Linked DNA regions of Mus musculus: region 2 is linked to region 1. Evidence: chromatin contacts called from ENCODE Hi-C or POLR2A ChIA-PET data. All regions are on one chromosome and are shown on one strand. The core of a region is the stretch at or near the end of the contact, and the rest is flanking DNA. Distances in the headings are between cores, read along the strand shown. Region 1 holds the start of Dmpk (dystrophia myotonica-protein kinase). Region 2 holds the start of Qpctl (glutaminyl-peptide cyclotransferase-like).

Region 1 (4,701 bases), core at 341-2,840:
CTCCCCAGGGCATCTCCTCCCAACCAGGCAGCTCCCCCAGTGGCACTGTGGTGTGAAATGTGGATGTCCCATGTTCCCGGCCTCCTAGCCATAACCCTCCCCGCTGACCTCAAGAATCACTGTATTAACAAGACTAATCATGATGGAAGGACTGCTCCAAGCCCCACGCTGCACACATACTGGGGGTCCCCTAGGTTGGCCCAGCCATGGGGATGTAGTGTCCTGTGTGGCCTTGGCCCTGTCCTCCACCCACTGCCAAGTACAATGACCTGTTCTCTGAAACATCAGTGTTAACCATATCCCTGTCCCAGCATGTGACTGTTCACTCCTGGGAGAGACTTAGCCCACAGTACCCCTGGGTGAGAGGGCAGGGCAGGGGCCATCCCCACTCCTGCCCAAACTCCACCCCTTGCTATGGTCTGTGATTTTGAAAGTGTTAAATTATGGAAGCCCTGAGGGCCCTCCTTGTTCCCCTGGACCTCTTATTTATACTAAAGTCCTTGTTTGCACAGTGTTTCTGTTCCCTGGGGCAGGGTAGGGTGGGGGTTGCAGTACTTGGCCTCCAAGCTGTGCTCTGACCAAAGGAAGCCCAATCTTAGCTGTTTCCCCATCCCTAGCCCCGAGCAGAGAGCCCTCTGAAAGATGAGTCTCGACCCCCAAAGTCAAGAGGCTGAGATGGCCTTCCTACTAGGTCCTTGGAGATGTTTGAAACTTGTTTTAAACACCAGGACTATCCAAGCATGCTCTCCTTGGGGAGAGGAGGATGCTGGAATTGACTGCACTCCCTGCCTCCTCTGAACATGCCTTTGCAGTCTGCTGCCCCTGGCCCATTTATGACTGGCCATCTAGTGCCAGCTGGAGGTCATGATTTCCTCCCCAGAGAACTGGCCACCCTAGAAAGAAGCTAACTTGTCGCCTGGCTTGCTGTCCAGGCAGCTCCGCCCTCAACCCCTAAAATGTTTCTGTCTCTAATCCTAGCCCAGGCAGGAATGTGGCTGCCCCGGCCTGTGGCCAAGGAGCTATTTTGGGGTTCTCTTTTGCTTAAGGAGGGCCTGGATCCACCACTTGCCTCCCCCAGGCTGGGGCCAGCAGGTCACCCCTGGCCCTGGCGGCTGAGCAAACTCTCTCCTGATCTTCCTTCTACCTCCTGCCAAAAAATGGGGGGGCGGGTAATACAGCAGGCACAGGGGCTAAATTTAACTGTCCCAAAGTCGGAATCCATTGCTGAGTCACGAAGAAGCTGCCCCTGGCCTTTGCCCCCCCCACTACCCCCTCACCCCCTGTTGCCCAGGCATCAGCCCTTTCCCCCAACCCCTCCCAGCTCTGAGTCTATAGACTGGCTCTCCTGGGCACTGACACCTCCCACCTGTAACTCCCTGTGCTCTCTTTATGGGTGGGTAGAGTCAATGGGGGGGGGCAACCCTGGAGTATTACTCTGTCCCCTGACATTGGGCTCTGAAGAGTTTTGAGGGGCCCTGGAAGAAGGGAGTTGGGGTGTTGGCTCAGGAGGGGTTAAAAACTGGGAGGCGGGAGGGGGGCTGGGCCAAGGGGTGGAGAAAAGAGGAGGAGGCCTTAAGCATAGAACTGGCCAGAGAGACCCAAGGGATAGTCAGGGACGGGCAGACATGCAGCTAGGGTTCTGGGGCCTGGACAGGGGCAGCCAGGCCCTGTGACGGGAAGACCCCGAGCTCCGGCCCGGGGAGGGGCCATGGTGTTGCCTGCCCAACATGTCAGCCGAAGTGCGGCTGAGGCAGCTCCAGCAGCTGGTGCTGGACCCAGGCTTCCTGGGACTGGAGCCCCTGCTCGACCTTCTCCTGGGCGTCCACCAGGAGCTGGGTGCCTCTCACCTAGCCCAGGACAAGTATGTGGCCGACTTCTTGCAGTGGGGTGAGTATGGATAGGAAGCCTGGGGTTGGGTGCAAGGCAGAGGTGGGTCTACAGGGCAAGAATGGGCTATGGAGGGGCAGGAGGGCCTGGAAAGGGCTTTTTGTAAGGGAGCCAAGCAGAGCTCATGACCTGACCCCAAGCTCCCCTGGTGAGGCACCAGGGTCAGTGAGGCCACCTATGACTCAGCCAGTGCAGGCTGGGGTGGGCATAGCCTCCTGCTATCTCAGCACCCACACTAGGACCTGGCAGCTTTCTCTTTTAGGACCCTTGGCTCCTCAAACTGGCTTCATAGCCCTCCCCAGTTTCCCAGAGTGTGGGGAGGGACAGCGTGGGGCAGCTGCCAGGGTGTGGCCCATAGGCAGGTGTTTGGCGTCTGCCTCCCCAGCTGCCCTGACAGGTGTCCAGGAGCTATGAGGGCACTGTGACTCACAGAGGCCCTGGGGGAGAACCAGCCCGGCAGACAGGCGCCACCGAGCACCCTTTCTGTTCCCCAAATTAAGAGGAAGGAACAACTTCAGCTTCTGAGTGTGCCCATCCCTAGCACTCTGATCCCGCCCAGCCTTTGTGGGCCAGATTGGTCATCCCTCCTGGCTTCTCATCTGCTTTTGTGGTTCTAGCTCAAGACCTCTAATTCCTCTGCTGACTTAAATGCCCTTCCCCAGAGGTCTTCTCAGGCCTAGTGGACAAGCTTGGAGCCTTATCTGCTCCTGCCCAACATTGAGCCAAAGCTCCAGCTTACCCCAGCTTCCTTACAAGTAACGACCTGTTTTGTTGCTCTGTGCCTATTATTAAGGGTCCAGGTCTTGATTCTTGGCTGTCTGCCCATGTGTGTGACCCTAGTGCATTCTCCCCTCCTCCCCCGTTTCACAGATGGAAAGGTTGAGGCCATCGGTTAGACTGCTAAGCCTGTGAAAGACTTTTTCTCCTCTCCAGTCTTTAGTGTCTCCCTCAACCTTTCTTTTGAAGGATGGGGTTTGGGCTGGCAGGGTAAACTGAGAACTGGGGTGGGGGCAGGGGGTCTGACCCTCTGGGAAGGAGCAGTCCTTTTGTGGCCTGAGCAGCATCCTGTGGGCCCCTCCCCTGCCAGGCCTGGGCGGGGGAGGGGGCCTGGGTTCCCGCTGCCTTAAAAGGGCTCAACGCCTTGGCTCTCTCCTCCTCCCCACCCCCCAGCCTTGGCCCTAGCTGTATCTTCCCCGGCTGCCCACTTTCCCAAACCCCTTTCTTCTCTGTGACCCCATCTCCCCGCTTCCCCACACGTCCCTCCTCCATCCTTACTCCCCGGCCTTAGAACTTCCCTAAGGGAGATCTGACCTCCCTCTGCCCACCCCGCACCCCCAGTCGCCAGCCTCAGACCTAGCTGCTCTCCCCTCTGGCTGAACCACCCTAGCACAGGACCTTATACCCTGGAGCTTTGGTTATAAGAAGACTCTCCTTCACCCTTTGGAAACCAAGAAAGCCCTTCCAACAGTGTCCAGGATGCTGGAGGGCAGTGACCCTCCCCCACTTCTTCTTCGTGCTGGCTGTGCTGACACAGCTCCAGTTCGAGGTTGTGGCCCGAGACATTAAGTGAGAGCCCCGGGTGACCTGACTTAGCACCCTGATCATCACATGGGAGTGAAAGGCCTGATGCGCCAGCTTCTCCCACTGCCTCCCTTTCTGCCCTGCAACCCTGTGGAAACAGGCAGTTCTGGGTCCCACAAACATCACAGAGGTTTTGAAAGCAGAATCCTAAAGCCGATTTAAGGGGCAGAAGGAAGGAGGCTATAAAGTCACTACCCTTACCGCTAGTGTTCTGATGACCCTTGGTTCTTCTTCCCCCACCCCCGCCCAGTGGAGCCCATTGCAGCAAGGCTTAAGGAGGTCCGACTGCAGAGGGATGATTTTGAGATTTTGAAGGTGATCGGGCGTGGGGCGTTCAGCGAGGTGAGTCTTCAGTGGCCTGGGAATGGAACTTTACTTGATGTGGGTGGGGCATAACAGCTGGGGCAGAGCCTTAAAAATTGATGAATGAGCTTGAATTTAAGGCTGGAGGGGTGGGGGCGGAGCTTGTGGTCAGTGGGCGGTGTGCACGTGAGGGCGGGGCTAAGGTTGGGTGGAGATAAGGGTGGAGTCCTGTCTGGGTGAGCCTTGCTGGTTTTCCCTGCCACCTCTTGCTGTCATCTCGGTTCCGTATTTAGGTAGCGGTGGTGAAGATGAAACAGACGGGCCAAGTGTATGCCATGAAGATTATGAATAAGTGGGACATGCTGAAGAGAGGCGAGGTGAGGGCCAGGGATTAGGGCAGCGCCCTCATCTCTCCAACTCACCTCCTGTAGCTTCTCTCCTACCTCACAGGTGTCGTGCTTCCGGGAAGAAAGGGATGTATTAGTGAAAGGGGACCGGCGCTGGATCACACAGCTGCACTTTGCCTTCCAGGATGAGAACTACCTGGTAAGCTCCGGGTTCAGGTGACTAGGAAAGAGTGACAGTTACATCGCCCCAAGTCAAGAAGGCTGGAGAAGGGAGAAGCTGCTGTAGATCGGGGGGGTGGGGGTGGGGGGGACACACACAGGGGATGGGGGACGGGGGTAGGATTGTGTCTCAAGTATAGGAGAGACCTTCCTTGAGACAGGAGTGATATCTGGTTTGGCCTTTGGATGGGGCGCTCTCTCACTGTGCGGGGGTCCTCTGTGCTTGGGAACGGGGTGTCTTTGGGAGTCTTGGGGGCTACCAAACCCCTGTGACACACCCGCTCCCAGTACCTGGTCATGGAATACTACGTGGGCGGGGACCTGCTAACGCTGCTGAGCAAGTTTGGGGAGCGGATCCCCGCCG
Region 2 (4,929 bases), core at 1,943-4,442, 65 kb after region 1:
GACTTGATGAAATGTGTGTTTTCATTCCACAGATTTCTACTAATGTCGGACTTTATTCTCTCTCACTCAGGGAGACATAACAGGAAGGAGAAGCCAGGTCTGTATCATGGAACATACTGAGCTTAGAGAAAAGTCATTGGCACCATAAGGAATGGGCAGTGACCGGAAAGTTACTTGGGGTGGGGGGCGGGGGGGGAAGGAGAGCCTGCCAGGAGGGGGGTTGAGGGGGGGGCGGATGACCCATAGTGAGAAGTGAGCTTTACAAGGCAAATAGTAAATGCTAATGAGGTGGAAATGAAGCCTCTGGATTGGAGGGACACTGAAAGGGGTGTGGCTAGAGTAGAGTGCACCTCAGGTCTAGCCTCAGGACTCTGGCTTAGGGTTAGGATGGGACGGGGGTCCATGGGAGAAGTCTCCAGACACAGGAAGGCAGGATGTGCCATTTAGGATGTAGATCCCTGTGGAAGACTGCGGATGTAGCGCAGCTGACAAAACCTTACTGGACATGCGTGACGCCCTGGGCTCGGTGTCCAGAACAGCATAAATAAGGCGCGGTGGTACATGTACGACTGTGATGATAGCACTTGGGAGATGGAAGCAAGAGGGTCACTAGTTCAAATGCATTCTTGAGTTTGATGTTAGTACGGCCCACCTGAGACACAGCTGGGACTTGAAGAAAGCAAGGATGACAGTAGGTCTGGTGGCCCAGACCTGCCGTGTCACGGCTTGGAAGGGTGGTGCAGAATGACTGAGTTCAAGGCTAGCTTGGGCTACATACTAGTGAAACCCTCTATCAAAAAGGGAAAGCATAGCAGACAGAAACGAGGATGTGGGCCAGAGATAGACTACCCGCCCCTTCTCCTCACCTGCTGCTTGATTCTGCTCAGCATGGCATCAAGGGCCTGGACCAACTCCAGAAGCAGGGCACAGGGCACAGCTGAATCTGTGGCCCCCACAAAGGGGGGCAACCCCGGAGGGAAGAACTTAGAGTCATAATGGCAGGCGAGGGTGAGGTGACGGGCAGCTCCTGGGTCAAGTGTGGCCACCACGTTCCCGAAGTCCAGTGGCCCCAAGGGGGTTGAGGCCGTGAATGGGTCCAGTTCAACATGCCAGCCTGCCGACAGGGACTGCAACGTAGCCTCCAGGAACTAGTGGCAAGAGAGAGGTAGGAGGGTGGACAGGGACTGGGGAGGAGGTGGGGAGAAGGGCCTTGTGACTGGAGCCACGCAGAGCAGTCGGGGTGACTAGAAAGTCCCACTCTGGTTTATGTTGTTCCCTCGACACTGACTTCTGCTGGGAGCCAGATGTAGAACCACCATACTTCTCGGTAGCAACAAAACTTGCCATGGCTTATTTTGAGACAGAATCTCACTGTGTAGTCCAGGCTAGCCTCCAGCTTGCTGTGTAGCCTAGGCTGGAACTCCAGATAATGCTTCTGCTTCCAGAATGATAGGATTATAGACCCAGACCACCACTACACCCAGGTGTGGGGAGTGAGTTTCTCTCCCCACCTTCTCTTTTTCTCCCCCTCTCCCTCTCTCTTCCCCCGCTTCTCTCTCCCTCTCTCCCCTCATGTTGATGCTTCCAAAATCACATGTAGGCCAGCTTTCAAGGAACTCACATCCACCCTTTCCCTCTTCCTGTCTCTCTCCATGGTGCTGAGGGTCGGTCCCGGGTTTCCTGAATGATGCTTTTACAGCCACAGCCACAGCCCCCACTGGTGAATACTCGGCAAACTTTCTACCATTGAGCCACACCCCCATCCTCACATTGCATGATTCTAAGCATGTGGGGACATGCTCTAAGTTCCTCTTAAAACGTTCTCACTATCTGCCAAGCCTGTTTTAGGATCCCTATGAAATCAACGATATCAGTGACTGTCCCCATTTTGAAGATGAGGAAGCTGAGTCCCAAAGAGGTTAAGAAGTTAGTCCAACTAAAGTGGATCCTAAACACAGTATCTGAATGGCACCACACCACTAATTCTGAAGCCAACCTTCTTGGATTTTAATTCTAATTAGCTGTGGGACTTGGACAAAATGTAAAAACTTCAGTTTCCTCATCTGTATAGTGGAGATTATATTAGTTCAGACCTCACCAGAGAGTACACTGCTTCTGCCTAATATAGGATAATATTTAGTGGGGGTCGTATAGTGCGGGATTTGTGTACCACCAAGAGAATCTAGTCAGGTTCACCTGCCGCTGCAGCCACCACCACCACCACTCCCCTACCCGCCTACTCCCCATCTCTGTCCCCCGACCCCCATCAGATCACTTCTGCCTCCTGGCTGTTTTGGGATCTTCGGAGCCTGAGTTCCATTTCCTGACAAACTGGGGAAAGGAAGTTGGGGGTTGACAATAAAACCCTTTACCTTTCTCACTTGGAGATTGCCAGAACTACCCGGGGGTCGCACAATCAATAAGGGACGCAGGAAAGTTCCCCAGAGACGCTGCGGATCCAGCTGCCCTACCACCAGCCGCAGCTTGGCTTCTGAAAGGCTTCCGATCAGCGGGACCTTGGTTGGGAAATGGGATGGGAAAAAGAAAAATGAAAACAACCCCATTCCCACCTTATCCTGGGCGCCGTTGCCTACTAGGAGTCCTGGCTCTTCCTGGTAATGCAAATCTCCAGCATCAAAGATTTCCTAGACTGGGAGAAATCTTCAAAGCAAATCTGGTCCAGCCTACCGCAGTCCTAACGAGGAAATTGCAATCGGGTGATGGAAATTTCTAAATAGATGGCTTGGGCATAGAACTCAGTTCTACCAGTGTTGCTATGAGGACTCGTCATCTTCAGTGGGGTCTATCACAAAACAAGCCTGAAGCCTTATTTTGTTGGGTAGGGGCACGCGCTCAAGTCATGGATAAATGGCACAGGCGGCAAAAGCCAAATGATAAGACCACGGTAACCTGAGACTCAATACGAAGGGAAAGAGGGAAATGACGCTGGCTGGGCACCAGCCAGGGCTCACCCGCAGATCCCGGCTCCGTGACATCTCCTCAACCCCAGGGTGCCAGCTGTTCCAGACGATATAGAAAGCCAAGCCCATAGCCAGCGCCAGCAGCAGCAGGGGCAGGAACTGCACTCGCGGCAGAAGACGGCGCTTGGAAAGTGAGGGTGGTTTCATGAGGCCACGATCCTCGAGCCGCTGCCGGGGCCGCCCGCGGCTCCCGGGACTCATGGTAGCTTTGCTCTGAAACCAATCCCGGTATGGTGGTTTGAGTTTTAGGCCAAGATCCGCCTCGCTGAGGTTACAAAACCCAATAAAGAAGCAGAGTAACTGCGTCCTTCCCTGAGACGATTGCGATTGGCTGTCCTAAGCGCCGCCCCACCCAAAAAGGAGGGCGGAAACCTTAAGGCCCGCCTCCACGGAAGAGGACCAGTCAATGGGCTGCGTCCGAATGTGCGAAACCTTCCAAGGCGCGGGGTCACGCCCCTCACGGAAGTCGATCAAGAAACTGTCGTTCAAGGAAAAAAGGGGCGGCATCCATCCCTAAAACAAGGAGCCGATTGGTTTACCTGAAGCCATGCCCTCAAGAAAAGTGTCCGAGGGTATTTGGAAATGGGGTTGTGTTTTCCATCTTCCAACTGGACGGTTTGACGGGAAAATAATTCTAGTCAGACCCCGTATTATTTTCCTCATGAGCAGACACCCTATTGTGATCCTCAGAAGCTTCAAATCCTCCTTATAGGCATTTTCTACAGGAGAGTGCAGCCTGAAGGGTCGCTATGGTAACAGGCCACGCCCACAGCCGCTGGTATTTGGTTGCGCAGGCGCCGACGGAAGTGAGCCGCAGGAGACGGAAGTCCCGCCCTTCTCGCCCTGTACGCCAAAGGCTGGAGCAACGCGCTTGGAGGCGGGAGTGATCTGCGAGCGAAACCTACACCATGTGAGGCCGGGCTGGGCTTTGGCGGGGCCGTGGAGATGGAGGTGGACAGTTTAGCTGAATAACGGTCGAAATGGGGTGTTTTTATAGCTGAGGGTAGAGTTCCTCGGGCAAAAGTAATGTTTTTCCTTCTGGGGTATTTGAGATCGGGCTTGGGGCCTCGCTCGGATCTTGAGTTCCGGAGAGGGGACAGCTTTATTCCATAACGGGCATGAGACTCTCCGAGGTCCTGAGTCTTGTGGAAAGGAACCATAAAGGGAAAGCTGAGTCTGATGGCACATGCCTGGAATCCCAGGCCTCGAGAGGCTGATGCAGGAGGTTCGCTAGTTGGCCTTGGCCAGCTTCATAGCGAGACCGCTTCCAAAAGTAATAGTAATTTTAAATGGAAGTGGTCTTATGAATAAAGAGCTTGGCGGGGAAGGAAGAACTGTTAGAAATAGTGAAAAGTATGGGACGTAACCAGGATAAATTAGAGAACCTAACTAGAGACTGTCAGAGTAGCAGGGTACTACAGTGGTTTGGTGCGTGTTTATTCATTGAGCATATACTATGTAGACTGCTTGTAAGTTAAGACACATGGTAAATAAAAGGTCCTTGCCTCCAAGGGGGTGGGGGAATCTCCCTGGTGCTTGTAAAAAGAGTGGAGTAGGAAAGCCATAGAGTAATAAATAGGTACATACACCTTAGATAATCAGGTTTGGATGGAGAATTGAGCAGGAAAGATATAATGCCAGTAGGTAGCACAGTAGGATGCATTGAAAGCCCAGTTCTTGGGATGCAGATTTAGCTCAGTGGACAGAGTACTTACCTACTGTGGGTACTGGGTTTGGTCCTTAACCACACACAAACTAGACATAGTGGCACGTGCCTGTACTCCCAATACTCAGGAGGCAGAGACAAGTCTGAGTTCTGGGGCAGCCAGGCTTCTACAGTGAGATGTTGTGGGGTGGGGCGGAGGTTCATGGAGAGAGATGATTGAAGTTTAGGTTGCGGATAGAAAGGGCCAAGGTTTGGATGTACCATGGTGGCAGATGACAAGAT

The links. A loop is a pair of places that touch in the nucleus more often than their neighbours do. ChIA-PET counts read pairs that join two places held with the same protein, here RNA polymerase II (POLR2A).
Region 2: a loop to region 1 is called in a map of CH12F3, with 2.5 times the contacts of the local background. The contact joins the promoter of Qpctl here to the promoter of Dmpk in region 1. A Hi-C loop is called at or near these places in 2 of 37 maps with a recorded cell type or tissue (CH12F3 and heart). POLR2A ChIA-PET finds 5 or more read pairs at or near these places in 2 of 5 experiments (Patski and embryonic stem cell).

The regions. Positions count from the first base shown.
Region 1 is chr7:19,082,268-19,086,968 of GRCm38, forward strand. Dmpk (dystrophia myotonica-protein kinase) reads left to right here and starts at 1,591. Exons shown (of 15, transcript NM_001379257.1): 1 at 1,591-1,887; 2 at 3,719-3,810; 3 at 4,065-4,148; 4 at 4,222-4,317; 5 at 4,626-4,701. The coding sequence starts at 1,728. It overlaps Dmwd (dystrophia myotonica-containing WD repeat motif), which reads left to right. Exons shown (of 5, transcript NM_010058.2): 5 at 9-508. The coding sequence ends at 56. It overlaps Mir3100 (microRNA 3100), which reads left to right and starts at 4,561; the gene lies at 4,561-4,625.
Region 2 is chr7:19,146,004-19,150,932 of GRCm38, forward strand. It overlaps Qpctl (glutaminyl-peptide cyclotransferase-like), which reads right to left and starts at 3,193. Exons shown (of 7, transcript NM_026111.3): 1 at 2,973-3,193; 2 at 2,373-2,516; 3 at 867-1,148. The coding sequence starts at 3,182. It overlaps Snrpd2 (small nuclear ribonucleoprotein D2), which reads left to right and starts at 3,835. Exons shown (of 3, transcript NM_026943.1): 1 at 3,835-3,891. The coding sequence starts at 3,890.